2 separate regions of the Homo sapiens genome follow, and region 1 is linked to region 2. A link is an interaction called in ENCODE POLR2A ChIA-PET data of the cell type or tissue named here. Cell type or tissue: A673. All regions are shown on one strand.

The links. ChIA-PET counts read pairs that join two places held together with the same protein. Peaks named below come from ENCODE experiments on the same cell type or tissue, not always from the same donor. Only the 100,000 strongest peaks of a DNase experiment are listed, where the experiment ranks them.
Region 1: POLR2A ChIA-PET joins it to region 2 with 5 read pairs; 13 of 35 experiments call an interaction of 5 or more read pairs at or near these places.

Annotation. Positions count from the first base shown.
Region 1 is chr9:129,942,424-129,946,423 of GRCh38, reverse strand. All of the region lies in intron 6 of FNBP1 (formin binding protein 1), which reads left to right. Among named protein-coding and RNA genes, the nearest start is that of MIR6855, 75 kb to the right of the region's middle. RefSeq lists a silencer at 1,680-1,759. In A673, no CTCF peak of the experiment used is centred here; DNase peaks (open chromatin) are centred at 956 and 1,613; H3K27ac peaks cover 2,468 bases.
Region 2 is chr9:130,066,943-130,070,942 of GRCh38, reverse strand. All of the region lies in intron 1 of GPR107 (G protein-coupled receptor 107), which reads right to left. Among named protein-coding and RNA genes, the nearest start is that of GPR107, 15 kb to the right of the region's middle. In A673, no CTCF peak of the experiment used is centred here; no DNase peak of the experiment used is centred here; H3K27ac peaks cover 1,685 bases.

The sequences.
Region 1 (4,000 bases), 120 kb after region 2:
TTTAAAACTTAAGTTAAAATCTGACCATGAGCACTGAACAGTGTATCAGTTTCTTTGGGAGTTTGCCTTCCATTTTTTGTATACAGACTTCTCGAAGTATTTGGCTTTGAATATGATTAACTTTTTAATTCTACATATAGATGTCCCTGTTGTGAAGCAGAATAGGAAATCCTGAGTTATTTATGAATTAAAGTAGAATTCTGTGATGTAAATTATAAAAAATAAAATTTCATTTCTGGTTTTTTGTTTTTTTTTGAAACAGAGTATTGGTCTGTCGCTCAGGATGGAGTGCAGTGGCACCGTCTCAGCTCACTGCAACTTCCACCTCCTGGGTTCAAGTGATTCTCGTGCCTCAGCCTCCTGAGTAGCTGGGACTACAGGCGTACGCCACTACACCCGGCTAATTTTTTGTATTTTTAGTAGAGATAGGCTTTCACCACATTGCCCATGGTGGTCTTGAACTTCTGGGCTCAAGTGATCCGTCTGCCTTGGCCTCCCACAGTGCTGGGATTACAGGTGTGAGCCACCATGCCCAGCCACATGTAATTTTTAATGTGTTATATATTCTATAATAGAATATTTTAAAGAGAAAAAGAAAGTTATAGATAGGAATCTGTCAATTTTAAGCAAGAATGAAGGAGTTTACTTTAAATGATGATCAGTTTGATAATTATCTTAAGAAAACAAACGAAATTTAGTAGTTTAGGTTTTCTTCGGTTGGAATCAGTGTTGCCAACTCTGTGAAGCCAACAGGATGGAGTTGGCTCTATTCTAAGTGAAGCCAGCTGCGTAGCAGAGTGTTAAATTTTTTTACCATTTGGGGAAACAGTCTCTAGCACAATGACCACTTTAGTTATTGTACATATAAGGAATTGTACTATTGAATATTTTGGTTACCATTGCTGTAGTACTAGGTTGACATCTTTATGGAACATGTTAATATCTTCAGTGCCTTCCCCACGTTTCTGTTTCTTCTAAAATGTCTGACTGTAGTCATCTGAAGGAATTGTTCACTATAACAATTTAGAGAACATTTTTTTTTAAAAAGGAAGTGGTTAGTATAAATGCAGGAAATAAATTTTGCAACTGCAGCTTAATCTTTTTAGGCTTAAAAAAGTTTCAAATGCTTTTTATTGCAAAGAAGAGAAAAGTATAAAGAATTTTATTATAAGTATTACCAAAAATGGATATTGTTGCTATAACTGTTCTTTTATAAGTGGATCAAGGTTCAAATGAAAGATTCTAGAAAAGACACGTTTATTATTCTCTTCTTTATGTCTGTGGAGTTTATATTTACTCCTAAAAGCATAATTATTAACAAGCCTATAAGTTAATGTACAAAATAGCAATCAAGCAGCATCGTTCTCATACCCTAGATCTGAAGATAGAAATGAAGAAATGAATTCCCTGAATATATATGTATTTATTTATGTGTGTGTGTGTGTGTTTAGCTTCAACACTTGGCACTTAGTATGTGGCCTGAACTGTTCTAAAGGCTTTTGTATGGTAAGTCATTTAATAAGGTATTTTAATTTTCAATGATAGTAAATGGCCTAGCCCATGGCTAAGAGCTTGTTCCTGATCTTTGTATTACGTGGAAGTGGGTTCAAATCTTGTTTCTGTCGCTTACAAATGGCATGACATGTGGCAACTTACTTCATCTCTGGTTCCTGTTCTGTAAGTAAGGATGCATATGCACCTCAAGGGCTGGGTGTGAGGTTTCAGTGGGTGTGATGTATGTGTAGTGGCCTATTTTTGAACTGCAATTGATTGGCTGACACTGTTATTGCCATCTGTATTTTGCCTGTATCCTTCTCCTTGCATTATTTCTGCCTCCTTCCTCCTCATCTCTTACCCTTTAGTCTACTTTTTTTTTTTTTTTTTGAGACGCAGTCTCGCTCTGTTGCCAGGCTGGAGTGCGGGGGCATGATCTCGGCTCACTGCAACCTCTGCCTCCCGGGTTCAAGCAATTCTCCTGCCTCAGCGTCCCAAGTAGCTGGGACTACAGGCGCCCACCACGACGCCCAGCTAATTTTTGTATTTTTAGTAGAGACAGGGTTTCTCCAGGTTGGCCTGGATGGTCTCGATCTCTTGACCTCGTGATCCTCCTGCCTCAGCCTCCCAAAGTGCTGGGATTACAGGCATGAGCTACCGCACCCGGCCATATTTTTAACATTCTAGGCATTCTGGGCATCTAGACATTCAACAAGAATATTTATTTGACAAAGAGTGTGAAACACCAGTAGGACTGTAATAGATACCTTTCATGAAGTCCCCAGTTAGCAGACTGGAGAGAGAAGGATGAGAGAAGCATGAGACGGAGAGAGAAGGAAAACTTGAGTCAGTTGGGGAATAAGGTAGAGTATGATATGTAGCATGCCAACTTGTGTGAAGATCATCAGAACGATAGCAGGTTTTTTTTTTTTTTTTTGAGATGGAGTCTCGCTCTGTCGCCCAGGCTGGAGTGCAGTGGTGCAGTCTTGGCTCACTGCAAGCTCTGCTTCCCAGGTTCACGCCACTCTCCTGCCTCAGCCTCCCTAGTAGCTGGGGATACAGGCCCCCGATACCACGCCCGGCTAATTTTTTTGTATTTTTAGTAGAGACAGGGTTTCACCGTCTTAGCCAGGATGTTCTCGATCTCCTGACCTCGTGATCCTCCCACCTCAGCCTCCCAAAGTGCTGGGATTACAGGCGTCAGCTACCGTGCCCGACCACAATAGCAGTTTAAAAGCAATTAGGCCGGGCGCAGTGGCTCATGCCTGTAATCCCAGCACTTTAGGCTGCCAAGGTGGGCAGATCATTTGAGGTCAGGAGTTCGAGACCAGCCTGGCTGACATGGCGAAACCGCATCTCTACTAAAAATACAAAAATTAGCTGGGCATGGTGGTGCACACCTGTAATCTCAGCTACTTGGGAGGCTGAGGCAGGAGAATCGCTTGAAGCTGGGAGGCAAAGGTTGCAGTGAGCCAAGATCACGCCACTGCACTCCAGCCTGGGCAACAAGAGCAAAAGTCCATCTCAAAAAAAAAAAAAAAAAAAGCAATTAATGATTGCTCTACATACTTGCCAGTGAGATAAAGGAAAAAAAATTATAAAAACGATCAATGAGGTCCATCATATATGAAATCACCTGGTCCTTTCATCAGCAAAACACTAGGAGCTCAGCAGTTGCTCCTGCATTCTGCATCTGAAAAAGGTCTGTGCAGACTGTAGGTTGTTGGGACAGGCCTGAAGTCGGAATCAGGACTTGAACCTGAAGGATATGTAGAAACAGAAAAGAGAAAGCGCCACTGAGGTAGAGACAACTTCATCCAGGGCACTGAGGGAGCATGTTGCCGACGTTGACCTGCCTGCCAGGACAGGGGACTCTGTGGGACCTAGCTGGAGAAGTAAGATGAGAACAGTTTGTGAAAGATATTTAAAGCCAAATGGGCCGGATGCAGTGGCTCATGCCTATAATTCTAGCATTTTGGGAGGCCAAGGCAGGAGGATTGCTTGAGCCCAGGAGTTCAAGACCAGCCTGGGCAACATAGTGAGACCACCCCACCCCCACCCCAACCAATCTCAGAAAAAAAAAAGAAAGAAAAAAGCCAAATGGCAGGATGAATGTGACCCCGATAAAATGCTATTGAACCTACTCCTCAAAAAACCTACACTGGAAAGTGTTTTATATTTTCCAAAGGGCTTTTAGTCCTCTCCATGTTTCCTTTATCCCTTTATAGATAAATAGGGTAAACCTATAAAATGTGAAATTACCATTAGCCTAAAGTGGCCCTGCTGGATAAGGTACAGCCAAGACTGAAGCATGTTTCTGTGCCTCAAGTTCAGTGTTCTTGCCAGTTTACCATTCAGCTTTACTACTGGATTGTATTAAATAAGCTCCTTACTCTTAGCCACCGCTTTTTCCTACAGAACTAGGCAGATAATAGACATGTGAGACTGGCAGGTTGAGGTAAGATGACAAATAGCTATTAGCACAGGGCCTCAGTATCAGGACCCA
Region 2 (4,000 bases):
GTTCAAGACCAGCCTGGGCAACACAGAAAGACCCCCACCTCTACAAAACATTTTAAAATTTGGCCAGGCGTGGTGGCATGCAACTGTAGCCACAGCTACTGGGGATGCTGAGATGGAGGATCCCCTGAGCCCAGATGTTTGAGGCTACTGTGAGCTATGATTACACCACTGCACTCCAGCCTGGGAGACAAAGCAAGGCTATCTCCAAAAAAAAGAAAAAAAGAAAAAAAAATTGTTACCCACAATCCCACTGGCACTGACTTTTTTATACTTTCGTGAATTTCTTTCAAGTCTTTCATAAATAAGGGCAAATATATATCCTTTCAACTTTTTCTTTTTGGCTAGGCGCGGTGGCTCACGCCTGTAATCCCAGCACTTTGGGGGGTCAAGGCAGGTGGTTCACCTGAGGTCTGGAGTTTGAGGCCCTCCTGGCCAACATGGCGAAACCTCATCTCTACAAAAAATACAAAAAGTAGCCAAGCATGGTGACACATGCCTGTAATCCCAGCTACGTGGGAGGCTGAGGCAGGAGAATAACTTGAACCTGGGAGGCGGAGCTTATAGTGAGCCGAGATCACGCCACCGCACTCTAGCTTGGGCGAAAGAGCGAGACTCTGTCTCAAAATAAATAATAAATAAATAGCCAGGAGTAATAGCAGGTGCCTGTGATGCTAGCTACTCAGGAGGCTAATGCAGAAGGATCACTTGAGCCCCGTATTTTAAGGCCGGCCTGGGCAACATGGTGAAAACCCATCTCTACCAAAAAAAAAAAAAAAAAATTAGCCGGGTGTGGTGGTGCAAGCCTATGGTCCCAGCTACTCAAGAGGCTGAGGTGGGAGGACAGTTTGGGCCCACGAGGCCAAATGAGCCAAGATCATGCCACTGCACTCCAGCCTGGGCAACAGAGCAAGACCCTGTCTCAAAAAAATTTAAAAAAAAAAAAAAAAAAAAAAAAAAAGAGGCCAGGCACGGTGGCTTATGCCTGTAATCTCAGCACGATGGGAGGCCAAGGTGGGCAGATACCCTTAGGTCAGTTTGAGACCAGCCTGGCCAACATGATGAAACCCCATCTCTACTAAAAATACAAAAATTTGCCGGGTGTGGTGGTGCATGCCTGTAGTCCCAGCTACTAGAGAAGCTGAGGCAAGAGAATCGCTTGAACCCGGGAGGCAGAGTTTTCAGTGAGCTGAGATCGTGCCACTGCACTCCAGCATGGGTGACAGAGTGAGACTCTGTCTCAAAAAATAAATAAAATAAAAAGAAAGAAAGTACTGTTGCCAATAATATCTGTAGGACCTTCACCTAACCTGTTCCCCACCTCCATTTTAAGCTATCGTGTCATGTCAAATAAGATATGTATGGAAGTGACTTCGTAAACTATACCTCACTATAAAAGTCATAGAGGCATAGATATCTTGAGACTGAAGAAAGTACAAGCGAGGAGGATGTGACAAAGCAGCATGAGGATAACAATACCAGATACAAGCAATGGAGATACAGCTACCTTCTCCACTTCCACCCTATCATTTCCATTAGCACTGACACAGGCAATGGAGGTTCAGCTACATTCTCAAACTCCAGCCTATCATTTCCATTAGCACTGACACCGTGGTAAAGGGTGCCTGTTTCACCAAGGATTTCAGAGACTGCAAGCACTTGACCTTGTCTCCAGTACTACACTAAGAGCTTCATACATCACCTCAAGTTCTTACAACTCTATGAGGCAAGTAGCCTCAAACATGTCCATTTGGTAGATGAGGAAACAGAGGCTCAGAGTTAAAACTTGCATAAAATCATTAGGCTAGTAGATGGCAGGGCCAGTAACCTAACTCAGAATTAAGTCCCAAATCTATTTTTTTAACTACCACATACTTTTTACAACCAAATAAAAAGTATATCCTAGGGCAGGGCACGCTGGCTCACACCTGTAATCCCAGCACTTTGGGAGGCCGAGGCAGGCAGATCACTTGAGCTGAGGAGTTTGAGACCAGCCTGGGCAACATGGTGAAACCCCATCTCTGCCAAAAATACAAAAAATTAGCTGGGTGTGGCAGTGTGCACCTGTGGTCCCAGCTACTCAGAAGGCTGAGGATCACTTGAACCCATCCAGGAGGCGGAGGCTGCAGTGAGCCAAGATTGCGCCACAGCACTCCAGCCTGGGTGACAAAGCAAAACCTCGTCTCAAAAAAAATAAAAAAGAGGACATACTGTTTTGATGTATTTGCTCTTTTCTTCCTCACTTTAAAAACGGTTGTTTTATACTGACAGTTCTGCTATTTTAACTAAATGTCAGAACTTCTGCACCGACTTCATATTAAACTGCTTTCAGTCATAAAAAAAATAGAGTAATGATACCTCAATTTAGTTTTTCTTATAAACTGAATTTTAGAAAATAAGAAATACAGTAACACTTAACTGAGCTAGCTTCACCTCACCAACTGGGGGTCTACAGACTTATATTAACCCACATGTTATACATGGCTAACACAGTGTTTTGTTTTACTTTTGTTTTTAAATTTGAATCAGTTGCCAATGAATTCCGCGTAAAAACATGAATTTCCAGCTTCTCTTATTTAAAAAAAGAGAAGAAAAAAAAAGCCACAAGATCCAGAGCTTGTAGGCCACGTTCCAGTACAATAAGAACCCATTCTCTGGAGCAACGAGCAGGGGCCACTGTGGCAGGAGCCTGTGCTCTTCTGCTACCCCTTCCCCTGCGGTCTCACTGAGCCAGCCGACTTACAAAACCAAGCTGGCTTCTAACCGCATCTTGAATTTGTGACCACTGATCAAAACAAAAATCAGATCCAAAAGGTAAGCAAAAAGTACCTTCAGGCACCACAAGCAATTTCTCTACTAATACAGAAAAAAAAAAAAAAGAAAACAAGAATAAGACTACCAATCATGGCTGAGCTCGATGGCTCGCACCTGTAATCCCAGCACTTTGGGGGGCTGAGGTGGGAGGATCACTTGAAGTCAGAAGTTTGAGCCTGGCCAATATGGTGAAACCTCATCTCTACTGAAAATACAAAAATTAGCCAGGCGTGGTGGCGCCCGCTTGTAATCCCAGCTGCTTGGGAGGCTGGGGCAGGAGGATCACTTGGACTTGGGAGGCAAAGGTTGCAGTGAGCCAAGATTAGACCACTGCACTCCAGCCTGGATGACAGAGTGAGACTGTCTCAAAAAAAAAAAAGGGGGCGGTGGGGGGGGACTACCAGTCATTAGCTGCCTTCTATTAGTGGTAGGAGAAACTAACCTAAGAAGTTTAATATTATAATTCTTGGCTCATTGCACATACATAGCAATTCACAAATGGAATGGGGTCAAATTCACTCACATAACAAAAATCCACCAGCTAAGCACATGAAGTGAGAGAAGAACTACACAGAAGACTGAGCTGCTGGCAAACGGGCTGTCTTCTCAGACAGTCACTGAGGGCTTTAGGCACTGGAAGCTTACCCAGTGCAGGTAAAATGGAAGGTGCGCTAACCTGGGTTCAAACTCTGACTCCTCCACTTATTTAACCAGAGCTCCATTTTCTTAAGTTATAAAGCAGGGATAATAACATCTATCTCAAGGGGCTGCTACGAGGAGTCGAATAAAAAGCATCAAATATTTAGCACAGTCTCTGACTTATCACAGATGCTTTAATAACAAGCAGCTATTACTATCACTTAATATTTGGATTTTATAGGACACTTCATTTTCCCCAAATAAGCTCAAAACAGTTATCATTATTAGCTCAGTAGTCTCAACCTTTCTGCGTACACAGCACAGTCTCATTATACTAGAACTCTCTCTGCATACATAAGAGGGAAGAAAGATTTAAAAGGACACTAAATGTATCAACACTATCTCCCTCAGTGTCACATTCTCCCAGCTCTCTTCCTATTGTCCTTCCATCCAAGTCAGCTTGAGTAAGCTCTTGGCTGCCATAACCAAGCTCTTTTTTTTTTTTTGGAGACGGAGTCTCGCTCTGTCGCCCAGGCTGGAGTGCAGTGGC